Regions from separate parts of the Homo sapiens genome. Here region 2 is linked to region 1. A link is a loop called in an ENCODE intact Hi-C map of the cell type or tissue named here. Cell type or tissue: IMR-90. All regions are shown on one strand. Each heading gives the region's core, and the rest is flanking DNA. Links, peaks and the distances in the headings are about the cores only.

Region 1 (8,342 bases), core at 158-8,157:
AAGCAAGAAAGTGCCTTTCCCTTCAAAATGGAAACTTTCTATAGAAATATGTGGACTTGGAGCAGATATTAGTTATTCCTTGCATTTAGGGTATGGACCCTGGTTCAAGGAAATGAACAAGTCAGGGGGCAAGGCATTGATGAACAGGGCAGTTGATAGCTCTTTTGCTCAGGCCCCAGAACTACTACCACCAGACTTCTATCACAGTCCCTGTGAATGCTCTGTTGACCACGCTGGTGTCTGATGATCAGTCTGGAAGCTCTCCCTCCCTCCTGGCCCCAGGATGAAGACAGATGGGGAAAGGGCACACGTTGCATGGAACAGAATCTGCAGAAAATGCAAAACCAAAGAAAAGAAAGACATTTCCTTTAGCCATATCTGGCTAAAGTTGTTCAATTCCAGCAAGGAGAATTTGGAAATTAATGTGAGTCCACCCTAGTACAGATTATTTATCTTTTATTGTATATAATTATGATTGATAACTGTAATGATAGGAATATAGTAATAACAGTGGTGACCATGAATTGAATAATTGCAATGTTTCAGCTGCTGTGCTAAGTACTTTCAGGATATCATCTCATTAAACCTTCCACTAAATGAAGTAGATTCCATTTTTATCCCATTGTACAGATGAGAAAACTGAGACCCAGAGAGATTCATTGACTTGCCCAAGATCATACAGCTACTAAGTGGCTTAATCAAGGCGTCACCCAGGTAATGTGACACTAGAACCTCTATGCTCTTAACCTCATTCCCTAGAGTGAATGTGGTCATTCTTATCTGGTTCTTTGTGCTGGCTTCATAAAGTTAAAGAACCCTCTTCAGTTCTTGAATAAGGTAGCCCTCAACGGACAACTGCAGTCAAGATTTGGGTGTCCAGACTGGACTGAGGAGGTGCACAGCTTGCCTATTAAATGCTGCCTTAGCTAAGCTTGTCCCAGCCAGGTGAGCCATCTTTTCAGGTTCCCACTCACAGTAACATTTGCTGCTTCTTAGGATGTCAGCATTGTAATCACACCACCTTTAAGTAGACAGCCTTTGGTTCCAAATTCTTGTTCTGTTCCTCAAGCTGTGTAGCCATCAGCGAGTGGCCTAAACTTTTACAGCCCCAATCTTTGTACCTGTCCAGCAAGGATTCTAACACCTTCTCATAGATCATTGTGAGGACTATAGGATAAATGTGGGTCAAGCATCTTACACTGCCTGGCACGTAGACAGTACTCAATGAATGTTCATCTCCCAGCGCAAGAGCTGTATCTTCTTGGTCCTGTACATTTCACCCACCATCACCTAAGACTTGGAGACATCATTTTTTTCAATGTGCATGAATAGAATCCTTCAATCAGATATTGTTGAGTGCAAATATGGTGGTGCAAATACGATGCTAAGCACAGTGAATTAGGCCTCTGGTTCCCAAGTGTCCCTGGCTCCTGAGGTGGGGTCAGCATGGCAGGTCCCTGGTTTGTTACAGTTTTGTCCACCCTTGGTGTGGGCTCACAGGGAAGGCTGGAAGCTTTGAAGAAACTGACACTTGGATGGAGTCTGCTGTGTGCACTTTAGGGACTGGAGTATGAGTTCTCCAAGCTCATTGCAGAGAGGCATGCACGGGCTTGATTGTGTGGGCTGGTATCTCACATCCCAGGGCATAACTATTGAGAAAGACCTTCCTAGTATGCAGGAAAAAGAATTATAGACTTCTGCCACTTGGAGGTGGCAAGGATGGTGTTTTCTTCAGCAGTAGGAAGGAAGCATCAGGATAAAGAAGTTTCTGTAGTTCCTGAATACCATTTTACTTTCTCTCCTACTTATTATTTCATAAGGCCTAATGGGATGTGGCAGACTCTTGACTCCTCCATGAAGTGGAGACAGGCCAGCACCTGCGATGAGGGCTGCCTGGGTGACTTGTGGTTGTGTCAAAAGTGTTTGCTCAAGAATAAGCTGTTTGCTTTTCATCCTGACGTCTGCTAAGCCCAGGTGCTGGAGCTATTTTTGGTAGCTGACTTCAGGAATTACTTTTCGCTATCCCCAGGCAGATCTCATAAGCCCATAATTGCTGTGAACCTCTGTGTGTGTGTGTGTGCGCATGCACTCAGGTGCATGTGTGCTTCATAAGCTTGCTCACTGATAATAAGCCAGATTTAGAGTCTTAAAAAGCTCCCTATCTGATTTTTCCACACTTTCTTATGACCACTAGTTCCTCTTTAACCACCAGGGATAAAGTCTTTGAGGAAGAGAATTGTTCTGAGCAACGCCTGGTCTAATGTGCTCTTCTGATTGCACTTAGCTCCCAGGGTTCCTAGGCTGGACAGGCAGACTTTATAGCATCTGAAGGAGCATCTGGAAAGGACACCCTGCAATTTTGCACTTCTTGTCAGGCCAAGGTTCTTCTGCTTTAGAAATGAACCCTAAGACAGGTCATAAGCCAGGCCAAGGAGGGAAAAATAACTGGAAAATAAGGAAAATTGAGAAAGAGAAGTAGATTTTTTTTTTTTTTTTCTGAGACAGGGTCTTGCTCTGTCACCCAGGCTGTAGTGCAGTGGTGTGATCATGGTTCACTGCAGACTTGAACTCCTGGCCTTAAGCGATCCTCCTGCCTCAGCCTCCCAAAGCACTGGGATTACAGGCACAAGCTCCTGCATCTGGTTGAAAGTAGATTTAAGTAAAGTACATGTTTTTCAGTTAGATACAAGGAAGAATTGTCTCCCAGCAGGCTCAGAAATCATAAATGTGATCCTGAGGAAGTGAAAGACCACTCCTAAAAGATGCCATTAACAAGCAGCAGCAGCAGCAGCAGCAACAACAACCACCACCATGACATTTTAAAAGGTCTTACCTCACACCAGGCACAGTGCTCAAGCCAGTACTGAATGATTCATATAGTGGTTATTGTATCTCTATGATATATACAGTCTCAACCCCTTTTACACATATGGAAATGGAGGCTCATGGTTTAAGCCACTGGCTCGAAATCACAAAGGGGTGCATGGTGGCACCAGGCTACAAATGTAGGTCTGACTCCAAATCCCTAGGTAGTTTTCTGTCTCGGATTTTGATTAATAGGCTCCAAAGCAATGTCAGTGTGAGATGATTTGGAAGTGGAATCCATATTGTCTATTTTACAAAGTAGTTATCCAGATACATGAAATTACCTGTGTGAAAGCACTTTGAGGAGCATGCAGTACTGTTCAAGTATAAAAAGGCATCATCATCATCATCATCGTCATTGTCATCACCATCATCGCGGTCACTTAATTTCTCCAGCTCTGCCAATAGATTCTTATGGCATTTCACATATCCAATCACTAGGGGGAGGCAATAGACAATGCATATAAGCAAACTTAGTTTTGGAAGGAAAGTTTATTTTTCCTGTAAGTGATGCTCAGAGATTTAAAATAAATAAGCAAAGGTTTGTATTAGGGACTGGCAGCCATTCCCGTCAAGGTTTGATCTTGTGCTTTTGTTGAAGTGTTTCCCTGAGGGCATCTTCGTCTATCACAAATACTTATGAATAGTGGGTATTGCCCAACAAAGGCCTGACATCGACTTTTGTTTCATTGTTCCTGCTTCTTGCCTTCTTTCCCCACTGTGATTCTGCCTGTGATCATTTCTGCTTTCGTTGAGGTGCAGTTTTTCCTTTATTCTCCCCATTCCATTTGACTATGGACCGTGTTTGTTGGTCATCTGAGGCAGAGCCAGTAGGGCATGTTCCTGATCTCTCCTGTCCCTTAACGGTGCTGCCCTGGGGTACCTTTGGCTTCCATGGAATCTCTTCCTCAGTCTTGGGGTTCCTGAGGTGACCTTCTTGGCTCTCGTATGCAGACCATTCTGACTCTTCCTACATCATTCTCATCCACACTTTTCTTACTGTGGCGATGTTGACTTCTCTTTCCATCCTTCTGGAATTCCACATCTGCCTTCATTTCCTTTCTGCTAGGTGGAGAGGATGTTGGACTAGGAGTTCAGGTCCTGTGAGTACTACTTACTAGCTAGTTGGCCTTGAGACACAGGAGGACCCCACTGAGCCTTTGTTTCAGGGATCATTATAACTTCCATGTCTACTTCCCAGGCAAAGGACTATTTATTTTGTAGCCTAAATTAATCGGCCTAGGCTGTTCATGTAGAGTTATCTAAATAGTTCATCTTCTTTTCCATTTCATGTATTTCTGTGGGTCAGTCCCAAGGTTCTCATAAAGAAGCCCTCTCTGGTAGTGTCTGCACTGTTCCACCAGGTGCAAGTGATCTGCCAGCCAAAGTAGATTCTGCTGTGGCTTCCCTGGAAACCAAAGCTGTATGGGGTTGTGTCTTAGCTCATTAGGGCTGCTATAACTAATTACCATAGACTAGATGGTTTATAAACAACAGAAGTGTATTTCTCGCAGCTCGGAGGTCTAGAAGTCTGAGGTCAGGGTGCAGCATGGCCAGGTTCTGGCAAGGCCAGGCCCTCTCCTGGGTTGCAGGCTGCTCACTTCTCTTTGGGTCTTCACATGGGAGGAAGAGAGCAAGAGCGAGAGCGAGGACGAGAGGGACAACTCTCTGGATCCCTTTTATAAGGGCATTAATCCCATTCGTGATGGCTCCACCCACATGACCTATTTACCACCCAAAGGCCCCACCTCCTAATACCATCACATTGGGGATTAGGATTTCAGTGTATGAATTTTAGGGACACAAACATTCATTCCATAACAAGCTGTGCTGCCAAGGGGAAGTGCAGCTGTCTCCCCGGTGTGTTGCCTTCTGCTAGAAGGGTTCCAAAGCAGTGTTGCTTGAACCTCCATGAGCTAGAGTTCCCATTCCTCTCAGTTACCTCTCTCTCACCTACAGGGCTGGCTGGAGGTGGATTCCTGTAGTATCCCCCATACTTTCATTTTTAATAACTTCTATTCTCCTTTAACAACCAAGGACCAATCCATTGTGCCCAACTGTCTCTTTCCTTAGGATGAGTCCTACCTTCCTTCACCCTTCTGAAAATAGACTATTTGCCAGGCATGCCTTAATACTTTAAAGTCCATCAGGTGAAAAATCTTGAGTTCTTCCCAGGAGACTTTCCATGTATGTTTCCTGTTGTCAGGCCTGTCCCTGTGGCTCCTGAATATATCTAAGTCCCAGCGGTGGACAACAGAGAGCTCTGGCTGAAGACAAGAGTTCTGTTTTAGTTAAAAAGAGTTTCATTGTCATCAGAACTATCTTTCTCTTGTCTTGTCCTTTGTGGCTCTTCTTCCTTCTTCAGCATTTCAACCTTGATTTCTTTCTTTCATTTTAAATACCACCATAAGGTGTTTAAAACTGAAGGTGTGTCAAAATGACACAGGATTTGCTTCAAGGGGCTCCCCTGGACAAATTTCGGACAACCTGAGAATCAAAATTAGTAATAACAGTTATGAGTAATAACTCATTGCATTAAAAAAGAACCTATCCATCTATATTTATACTAAATAAAAGGGGAGGGGAGAAGGGAAAGCCTTTCTTTGTAGAAGAATGCCAATTAATAAATACAAATGATAGAATTACAAAAGCACCATTTTCAACCACTATGGTGGTTGAAATAATTATTATTGTAATATTATTACAATTATTTTTATTAATTTTTATATTATTTTAATTATTACATAGTAATAATTCAGGCAAGAATTATTAATGGTTTCTAAAACCATTGGCTGAAATGTTGTTGGGGAAGAGGATGTTCACAGTCTCAAAGTATCGTCCCATAGATTACTTACTAATTACAAAGGGAAAAGGGAACTTTTATGGTGGAGAAATTTGGCAGATACTGCTATAACTAAGTGATCAAACTTAACATCAATAATAGACAAATCATCATTATGGCCTCTGATGTGACATATGAGGACACAACACCACCTGCACAGAATTCCTGCCAAAAATATTGAATTTGAATCTAATCAAGAATAAACAACCAAATCAACCCAAATTGAAGGACATTCTGCAAAGCAACTGGCCTGGATTCTTCAAACAGTCAGTGTCATAAAAGACAAAAAGTCTGGGAACTATCCCAGATTAAAAGAAACTAACAAGACATTCAACTAACTGCTATCGATGTGTAATCGATGATTGGATTTTGGATACTGGAGGAAAATTGGACTCTAAAGAATATTATTAGCACAAGTAAGGAAATTTAAATGTAGACTACAGTAGTATACAGTTAAAAATGGTAATTTGGTTAATATAGAAAAAGTTAAAATTAAATTTAATATTCAGTATTTATGCATGTGTGTCTCAAACAAATAATTTCTGTGTTGTTTTAAAAAATCTCTATCTTATGGGCTGCCATATCTTATGGGCTGATCCTTACTCACTCCTTCTCTATTCTTCCCTCTCAATTTTCTTTCCTTTACTTTTCTGTTAGAGGGAACTAACACAGAAATAAGGGAACATAACCAAGAAATGGCCGTTTGAAGGGTACCATGATTAACTGGTGTTTCCCTTTGGGACAATTGTGGTATAGACAAAGCCTTTCATGGCCAGAGCCACTTCTATTTTTGTTGGACAAGTGCTTGCATGACACTAGCTTGAGTTATTTTTACTTCCTTTGGGCTCTGATGGTTGACTTACTTGAAAAGCACAGAATTTCCTTTCTTTGCTCTTTCTGGCTCTGTATCCAGGGCAGGAGCCTGAAATCAGGGAGGCTCCATAAAAGGGTCATGTGGATTCTGTAGCTCCTTGGATTAGACCATGGTCGGTGAAGCTGGCAGTTCCTTGCCAAGAAGAGAAAAGCTATTGTTTAAAAAAAAATTATTACTATTATTTATTATTATCTGAGTTCCAGCAGTCAAAATGCCTGAAGGAGGATAAGGTTGATTTCATAAACAATAGAATTAAAAAGAATGAATAATTATGTAAGGACAGCCTTCTTGCCAAATACAAATCTTTTTCCTGGCTTTGGAGGCGTTTCCTTGGTTTTGCTTTTTGAGTTAGTGGAGGAGATAAATTGAATTTGATGTCAGGAGTGTTTTAGAGAAAGGATCACACTGTCAGAGCCAAGCCCCTGGTTGGGGGGATGATGATAGAGACCCAGAGAGGTCTGGGTGATTCTTGAGCATAGTAACTTGCACTTCCCTGCCCATGGTGCAGCCCAAGGAGACCACATACTTCTTAGAGCTCTTCACAGGCAGCCTGGCCCCACAGCGGTGGAGAAGTCACATATGACTGGACAACAGCCAGAGGGCTCTGACGTTAGCCTCATGGAATCCTGATACCCCATCTTAATGCAAAGAGAATATCCAAAGGTCCTTATGCCTCCTGAAAGGGCAGGGTGGAGCTGAGAGAGGACTACAGTGGTAATGGGGAAGACACAGTGTGCTTGGACGTTTATTTAAACTTGGCAAGATGAAATTCACTACCATCAGCAAAATGGGGGCTCACATTCAGAAATTAAAATTAATTTCTGATTTATATAAAGCTAAATACTTTTATTTAAATATTTTTATGTAACTAAATTTGCTATTATTTAAAATTAAATAATAACAATAAAATTTCTGATTTATATAAAATTAATATTCTACTTTGACAGTTGGAGGTTGTGAAATTTGAATGGCTGTGCTTATTTTGTTGGGTTTAGCTGGAGCCTAAATGAATGAGAAGGCACTATTCTGGTGTTACCCATAGCAGACAGTATCTGAGTTTTCTTGGCTTGTTTTGGTTTGGATTACATGATTTCTCAGGACTATAAGACTGGCTATTTCAGCCCATTTCTCCTGGTTCACCTGGGATTCCTGAGACATAAAGAGGGCTACTGGTGGCTTGTGATGGGTCCTCCCCCTTTTCAGGCCTCATTACTCATCCTCAGTCTGCACCCAGTGGCCTGAGCTGTGAGAAGATGGGTGCTATGGTTTGAATGTGTCCCCCGAAGTTCATGTGTTGGAAACTTAATCCCCAACACAACAGTGTTGACAGGTGGGACCTTTAATGGATGAATGTTGTTATTGTGGGAGTAGGTTTGCTATAAAAGCAGGTTTGGCCCTCTCTTTTGTCTCTCTTGCCGTATGATATCTTCCACCATGTTATGACCCAGCAAGAAGGCCTCACTAGATGCCATCCCCTCGATCTTGGACTTTCCAGCCCCTAGAACCATGAGCCAAATAAATTTCTGTTCATTATAATTTGCCCAGTTGGTAGCATTCTGTTATAGTAGCAGAAGATGAACCAAGACAATGGGGATGGCCGTAAAGGCCCTGGGGGCAAAGGAACATGAGGGTGCCCACAGGAGAAGCTTATCCTCAGCACCTAAGAAGTAGGAGGCTCTCTTCTACCCTAGATGGCAGGGGTACCTGCTGCACATTTTCTTTCAGCCAGGCAAAGCCTACCTTACTTTCCTGGCAGGCAAG
Region 2 (8,342 bases), core at 246-8,245, 560 kb after region 1:
AGGGTCACTTTCTCCATCTCTTATCAGGTGAGTGTGGCCCTCCCTACCTTTCTCTAGGTAACCATGGGTGGTCCTTACTGCAGGATCAGTCCCTGAAGTGACCAGCAGTTACGATGCCTGCTGTGTGTGTGTGTTGAGATGGGTGTGATTTCAGAGCATTGCCTCACACTGTGGTATGTGACGCTTTCAGATCTGCACCCCTGCTGCATCGTCTCATGCTTTGTAGGGAGCTGCTACACGGAGTCATTGTTGGGAGGTGCCATCAGAGTCTGCATTAAAGTGTGTGCTTTCAAAACTGAGACGAAAAGGCAGAAGAACTTTGAAAGTCCTGATTGGTTTTCATTTATGGTAACTAATGTACAGTGTGTGATTGGTAATGTGAACATGTTTATATAGATATGTGACTGAGTCACAGCATTCTTATGTGGGAAAGCTACACTTTGCCCCTGTTTTCCAAAAGATGTGGGACAAATAAAGCAATAAAAAGAATTGATTGGGTTAGGTGCAATGGCTCACACCTATAGTCCCGGCACTTTAGGAGGCCAAGGCAGACAGATCGCTTGAGCCTAGGAGTTAGAAACCAGCCTGGCCAACGTGGAGAAAACCCATCTCTACAAAAAAATACAAAAAATTAGCTGGGTGTGGTGGTGTGCGCCTGTGGTCCCAGCTACTCAAGAGGCTAAGGCAGGAGAATTGCTTGAGCCTGGGAGATTGAGGCTGCAATGAGCTGTGACTGTGCCACTGTACTCCAGCCAAGGTGACAGAGTGAGACCCTGTCTCAAAAAAGAAAAAAAAAATAGATTGCACATTAGGTTGACTTAATACGTTCTAAAACACAATGAAAAAATCCATACAAACTTCAATATGAACCTTTCACTTATTTAGCAATTTGTCATAAACTGGGTAGATATAGTAGTTGAAACTCAATTCTTAGACAGCAGTGACCTTTCTGGGGACAAGGCCAGCACTTGTACAGGTGACAAAACTGAGGCCAGAGTACTTACGTAACTTGCCCAGAGTCCTACAGCCAGCCCGTGTTGGATTGGAGATTCAGCCCAATCTGTACTATTAGCGAAACAGTACACTGCTGGAATTGAAGGCTGGTTTAAAAAGACTGGAGTTCTTACCCTCAAGGAGCTTTTCATCTAATTGGAAATGGTAGGATTCCTGGGACCAGGTGTCCACAAAGCATGTGAATGTCACCTGCCCAACTCTCTGGCTGCAGCCTTTGGTGTTCATGTTTTCCCAACTATATTCAAGTCAGATCATCTTCTGAAACTGGTACCACCAACCAGATCTAGCTTCTTTGTACTTGAGCGTGACCCCAAATTAGAAACAGACTCTCCTCACATATTCTTACTTTCTCTGGTGTCTGTGCTTGCTGATAGATTGAGCGTGCCTGCCCCAGCCCTGTCCAGCACTCTTGCGTGCCATAGATTCTGTACCAGGGTTTATCGAATAGCTCAGTAAACCAATCCAGGATGGGCTCAGGAGTGGCCCAGGGCCGAGTTCAACGCTATTGCCTCTAACAAATAGGCCTATGATTTTGATTTACTAGAAAATGCTGTTGATTCTGATGAAATCCAAGTTAGCACTTTGTGACTTTCTTATCGTGGCCATGGTTCCGGCGCTTGTTTGAAATATGGTTCCTTGAAAAGGTAGAATATTTTAAAGAGTGTGTTTCATGCAACGTAAATTGTGAATTCCTTTAGCCACCTCCTCTCTTTAGAAATAGTACTCACACATATTTTAAACATAAATTGACAAAGATGGCAGAGACCTCATCTTCCCTGTAGCAAATTGAACCAGACTGATTGAGGATTTATTGCCTAATTATACTTGTCAGCCTGACATAATAGTCATTAGTTCTAGAAAAATATGTTTGTCATACCAGGATTATCTCTAATTAATACAGTCAATATCTAGCATATACTTAAAGCCAAACAGAATAGTGGGGTCCAAAAAAATGTTATGGACTGCAGGGAACTGCTCTAAATACAGGTTCATATTTGAAGGGAGAAAGTGCCATGTTTTATATACATCATTTTCTCTTCTTTAAATCCAGTGAAATCAGTGCTACTGACATTGACTCCCTTTATTGATGAATTATAAAGGTAGTAGTTGAAAGATCAGAGAGGTTATGGTTGGTGAGTAGCTGAACTCAGATTCAAACCTGGTCCAGTGTGTTGTTTTTTTCAGCATCAGAGTCCACTAGCCAAGTTGATCTCTGCAGTATCTACATGTGGTTATTCCATTTTTCTAAAGTACATGTAAAGTTTGAGCTCAGCAGAATAAAACCAGGTAGTCATATTGAGAAAGCCAGTTTGATATAAATGTTTCTTCTGCCCGATGTTTAAGCATTTGCTGGATTATCAGTGGCTACTGCAGTGAGGTGATGCAATTTTAGATGCAGTTAGTATCATGCCTCACGGGATAATTAGTACCTGCCCATATACGTTTGATACCCTCTAGTCCTCACCCTGCTCTGCCCCGACATCACAGTGTGCACAGTGCTCGAGATGGTAAAATCATTCAGCAGTTATTTCCAGGCTGCCGCACGCTCGCTGTAAACTCATTCATTTGCTCATAAATGTGCAGCTTTCTGCCATAAACATAAATATCAGAAGTTGTTTCTGAATAACAAAGGTTCAACTCATTGGCCCCACTCAGACCTACCCCCAAACAGTTTTATTATTATGTTTTCCCATACCGATTAAAATGTTTCTACAGCAATACACCTTGACATAGAAAGTTTGTATTTCATAACCAGAGCCACTGTGAGAGGTCAGTATAGTTATTTTTCCAATTTCGTTTGGCCCTTTCTGTGGTAGTCATTTTGTATAGTTGTTTATTTAGATTTTATAGTGGACTGAAATATTAAATTACCAATTAGATTTAACAGTTAAAGTGGCTGAAAATAAACTTGCCTAAAACACACATCATCATCTGCAGGGGAGCCGATACTTAGTCTGCGATGCCATATTAAATACTGCCATGTTGTGGCCATCATTCAGAAGGCTGTTGAGAACACAAGCGTACATTACGTTTCTTGGTAGAACCTAGAAGACAAAGAGGTCACTAGCTGTCCCAATAGAGCGTTCAGGACGTTTCCTAGCCCTGCTCCCATCGGGCAGGCTGTTAGAGAACCTCTGACTTCTTCACAGAGAGCAGATCGCGTGAGCCCAGGCAGAGTGAGGAGATGCATGCTCATCCCAGAGCACATCCAGCCCCAGGGACTCTTTCTTCCCAGGCATTTTGCGGGGACCTGAAAGGCAAGTGCAGTGGGCAGCCTCAGAGAAGAGCACCACGTTCAGATATGTGGTGCAGAGCTCTTCAGAGCAGCTTGGTATCTAGAAAACGTTGCTTCAGCATACAAGCCACACCAGATCTCTGGCCCTCTATTTTTGAGAGGCAGAAACAACCCTAATTATATCTACACACAAAGAAGACTATGCAGAGTGTGCTCATTTCAAAAACATTCATTTGATTTAGCCAGACTATTGTGTGGCCCAGGAACAATAACTGCAGTTCTATAATAGTCAACTTCCGGGATGTCTAGACAAGAGGGATATTAAACTCCTGAGTCATTTGGTACTAAGAAAGACTTCATAATAGAAAAATTGGTGTCCTTTGAAGAAAAAGAATTTCATTTTATTTGAAATGCAGATGCGAGCATGCACATGTATGTGCGTGCATGCATACACACACGCATGCACACCGCATTCCCTTAAATGAGGCAGACTCTAGTAAGGCATACCTCTTGGTATACAAAGGCAGACCTAGTAAGGCATACCTCTTTGGTATACATCATACATGTAGTTTGCAAAGCAGCCTCATAGTTTCTAACATACATGGTGATTTTCTTCTTCTGCCTTCCTAGTGTCCCCTCTATTCTTGCTCTAAATGTATTAAGGACTACAAAAATGTCCATGTGACACACTTGGTGGCCTTTGTCTTCTCTGGCAATACTTTGAATGATTCACAGATACTTTTTGTAGTCTATAATCATTTTAAATATTAATACAAAATTTTCTTCACATCTCAGTCTTCTAACCAGAGATTATCACAATAAAAATGCATATTTGCTTTAAACACAAACAACCTCTTAACATACATTCAGGAGCACATAACACTTCCATTAGAAACATAGACCCTGCTCTGTGTAGAGACACTGCTGCCTGCCATGGTAGACACACCTGTTCCGTTCTCTTGGGTGTAGGTAAGACGTACACACAGATAACCGTAGTGTCTTGGGTGATGAGTCACATAAGATTTTTTAAAAAGTGCTCTGGTACCAGTAGGCCTTGTAAGCTGATTGTTTCAGTTGTCTTTTGTTGTGTAGAAAACTACCACAGAATTTAGTGAGTTCACAAAAACCTTCTGTTTTATTCATTATTTTGTGGGTCAGGAATCTGGGAAGGGCACCACTGAGTAGTCAGTCTCTGGTCCACATCTGGGGCAGCTGGAGCTGGAGGATCCACTCTCACAGAGGCTTCTCCATGCACATGTCTGCATCTTGGTGCTCCCAGGCCTCCCTATCCCCATGTGGCATTTCATTCTCCAGGCCCTCTCCCTGTGGCTTTGGCTTCTTGGAGCCTAGTGGCATGTACGTAGTCAGGCTTCTTGCCCACAGCTGGGAACCCCCAGAGCGGCAAATGGAAGCTGCAAGCCTTTCCTGACCTAGTATCAGAAGTCCCATGTGTCACATCCACGGCATTCTCTTGGTCATTGAGCAAGCTACTGAAGCCAGCCCAGATGCCAGATGATACATGATGATTGCACAAAAGCATCTTCAGGACAGAAAGTTAAGGGCTGCAAAAAAGCTGATTATAAAATTCCTTTGAGGAATAAATCAGTTTTGTAGCTACTGGCTGCCCAACAGCTACTTTGTATTTGAGGAGAAAAAGTGAAATGTTACACATTGTTTTGCATTTGATTTTTGCCTTAATACAGTGAAATCAGCCCGGCTTTGACTCCCTATTGGATTAATTATGAAGGTAATAATGCTAACTGTATGTGAACAACAGTGGCAAGAGAGGGCTCAGGGGTGACATGAAGTTTTTAAGTGTGAGTGACTGTTGTGCTATTGACTGAAATAGGAAACCCAGAAGGAGAAAATGTTTGAACCAAACCATGTAATGATGCTGTACACTGCAAGTGACAAAATGCCTAACGAAAAGCAGCCTAAAACCCTGATTTTTATTCCAGAGGTCTGGGGACAGGTAGTTCCACGTTTGATTCAGCATCTCAAAGATGTCAGGGCTCTGAGCCAACTTCTGTGAGAGTCTTTTGACCTTCCTCTCACGTTGCAAGGTGGTCTACTTCAGCTCCAAACATCATGTCATATTTTAGTGACAGAGAAGGGAAGGAGTCTCTCTCAGTGTCTCTCATCCCCAGGAGCTCCACACCAGATGTCTCCTAAGTCCCACTGGCCGAAAGTGGATACATTTCCATGCGCTAGCCTCAGAGGAGAGTGGGAGAGCTAGCGTGGATGTCGTCAGGCTTTTTCGCAGGAAGCCAGCTCAGCCAGCAGGGAAAAGGACATTAGTAAGGCAACCAACAGTGTCTGCCACAGTGATAAATCCCATTTTCTCTCTCCATACAGTTGATAAAGGCTCACTTAGCAGCCTTATAGAGCTTGAATTAAATGGGCTAAATCATAACTATAATAAATTAATATTTTCTGGATATGTGTTAGTTTCTCTATTGGCTTTCACTTTGTGGTTGAGAGCTAACACTGCTTCTTAACAAATAAAAGATTTAATTATTTATTTCCCTCATACTTTAAAATTTGGATGAAAATTCTTTGGCTGCCATTAAGACATGTTACCCATTGTTTATCCTGCAATACTGCCTTCTGTTATCATTACATTTTATATAAGTGCCTTTACGTGTGTATATGGGTTTATAAGAGGAAGAAAATTCTCTAGACGTATGAACCATGTTTGTTTTAGAGTCTGGAGACTCACAAAACTCCCTGACATTAGTTTTGAGTTGTAAGTTGAAGCAGGACAGCCAGTTCTAACTGTTCTCATCCCTGAATGGCAAAGGCTGGCAGAGCTGAGCCTGTGACACAAGCAGCATAGCTGTAAGAAAATACATATCCTCAGCTGAGAAGAAAATACTTGACTCACATCTGGTCTGGGCATCTGGGATTGCAAAGTAAGGCTTAATTTCTTCAGCTGGATAAAGCTGAAATTCTTTAATCTGTTTATCTGTAATTGCCCAGTTATATTTTAACCTAATAACATTTATACTGTAATAAAGTGGTTTTTATAGACTCAAAACATTTGAGCTGAGAGTGTCACTACTGGTACCTTTGCTAGTGAGAAGTAGGGAAGGTGAGGGGAAGACCTGAAGAAAGAAACTCTAAATCTCATCTTGTATCTGTAGCAGTTCATTCGTTCATTCATTCATTCATTCATTCATTCGTTTGACATTCATTGAATGCCTGCCACACTGTTGATGCTGGGGTGGAAAAATAAATAAGACTGAACGTGTGTTCGAGGCACATGCAGTGTTATGAGAACAGAGGTGGCGACCTGCGTTCTCATCACAGCTGCCCAATAGAGAAGTGAATATAGGAAATCATTATTGTCTACACCAGCAGTCCCCAGCCATTTTGGCACCAGGGACCAGTTTTGTGAAAAACAATTTCTCCACGGACCGGGGAGGCACATGGTTTTGGGATGATTCAAGCACGTTACATTTGTTGTGTACTGTATTTCTATTATTATTTCATTGTAATATATAACTAAATAATTATATAATTCACCATAATATAGAATCAGTGGGAGCCCTGAGTTTGTTTTCCAGCAACCAGACAGTCCCATCTGGGGATGATGGGAGACAGTAACAGATCATCAGGCATTAGATTCTCATAAGGAGCGCACAGTCTAGATCCCTCACATGCGCATTCACAATAGGGTTCACGCTCCTATGAGAACCTAATGCCGCTGCTGATCTGACAGGAGGAGCTCAGGTGGCAATGATAGCAATGGGGAGCAGCTGTAAATACAGATGAAACTTCGCTTGCTCGTCTGCCACTCACCTCCTGCTGTGTGCCGTGGTTCCTAACAGGCCACAGACTGATAGCAGCCTGTGGCCCAGGGGTTGGGGACCCCTGGTGTACACAGCAAGCTGCTTGAGCTGGTTTTCTTTATGATGTTAAAGAGCTTTCTAAATTTGTGTTGATGTAGTAAGGTCACAGCATTATGTTACAGTAATTGTGTTTGAACTAAGTTATAGTGAATGCCAAGAAAAGACCCTACCTGCTCTCCTTTCTGATATTTTGGAAATAGATTCCAAAACAACTTAGGGCCTTGGAGAAACTTTTATTTCCAAAATACTGGAAATGATTGGCTCAAGTCAGTGAATCTGTCATTTACTAGAAACTCTATTTCTGAAAGTCATATTTTAAATGTTAAAAAATATTGTTGAACAATTGATACTTCTAACAAAAAGTTCAATGCCATATGTACTTGCAGACTTTTCCGTAAGACATGACCCAAGAAGGAAAGTGAAAATTGATCTCAGGTTTAAACTCTTCTTTAATTTCCCCTAACCACCTAAATCTGACTCTATTTTAGACTTTAATACATGGAAACAAGGTCATGTGAGCCCTAATTCATGTAATTGAAGGAAGTCTACACTTCCCCATTTATTGACGATGATCCTGCTGGTGGCCTTAGGCGCCCTGGTTTTTACTGCCACCAAATCCCAGTCCTGGCTTTAGTCTCATCTTTTCAGGCCAGCCCAGCCCACGTTTCTGCTTTCCATAGGTGCAGCATGTTGGACCCCAGGGCACCAGTACTCCGGGCCTTTGTAGGGTCAGGACTCTTCTCCTGGCTTAGCATTACCAGAGGGAAATCCTTGCCAGAACTGGAAGTGACTTCGAGGTGACTATCATGCTAGTTCCGAAGTTCCTCAGCCACCCATGCTGCAGGGTGTGCATTACCTGCTGCCCCGGAGCCACTCCCCACCTTCATGGGATTTGTTTCTGCCTGCAGTCTCTTTTCCCACTTTCATACCTTCCCCAAATTCCAAGGCCTCCAAATCACAGCCCTTGGCTAGTACTTTTTTAATCTAAAAGACACAGAAAAGGCATTTTCCTAACCTAAAAGCATTCCCCTTTCCTAACCCTGGCCATTTGCCTTAAGCAACGTACAAAAATGGCAGAAGTCTGATATCACAGATTTTCTTTAAATGGGCTCAACATTCAAAGCATCCTACATCAGTGTTTTCTTTCCATTTTGGGGGCTTGGGTAAGACTCCCCTTTGCTGTGGGCAGTTTCCAGGTAATGTGATGCTTTCGCTATAAATACCCTTTTTCATGTGCTACA

What was found. Hi-C counts contacts between places; a loop is a spot of excess contacts. Peaks named below come from ENCODE experiments on the same cell type or tissue, not always from the same donor. Only the 100,000 strongest peaks of a DNase experiment are listed, where the experiment ranks them.
Region 2: it touches region 1 in a loop (2.3-fold over the local background); 2 of 110 quality-filtered maps call a loop at or near these places.

The regions. Positions count from the first base shown.
Region 1 is chr14:55,704,221-55,712,562 of GRCh38, forward strand. No RefSeq gene overlaps it. Among named protein-coding and RNA genes, the nearest start is that of LINC00520, 88 kb to the right of the region's middle. In IMR-90, for the core only: a CTCF peak has its summit at 3,308 (motif pointing right); DNase peaks (open chromatin) are centred at 3,301 and 7,161.
Region 2 is chr14:56,268,663-56,277,004 of GRCh38, forward strand. All of the region lies in intron 2 of PELI2 (pellino E3 ubiquitin protein ligase family member 2), which reads left to right. Among named protein-coding and RNA genes, the nearest start is that of LINC02284, 38 kb to the right of the region's middle. In IMR-90, for the core only: no CTCF peak of the experiment used is centred there; DNase peaks (open chromatin) are centred at 3,529 and 4,729; H3K27ac peaks cover 61 bases.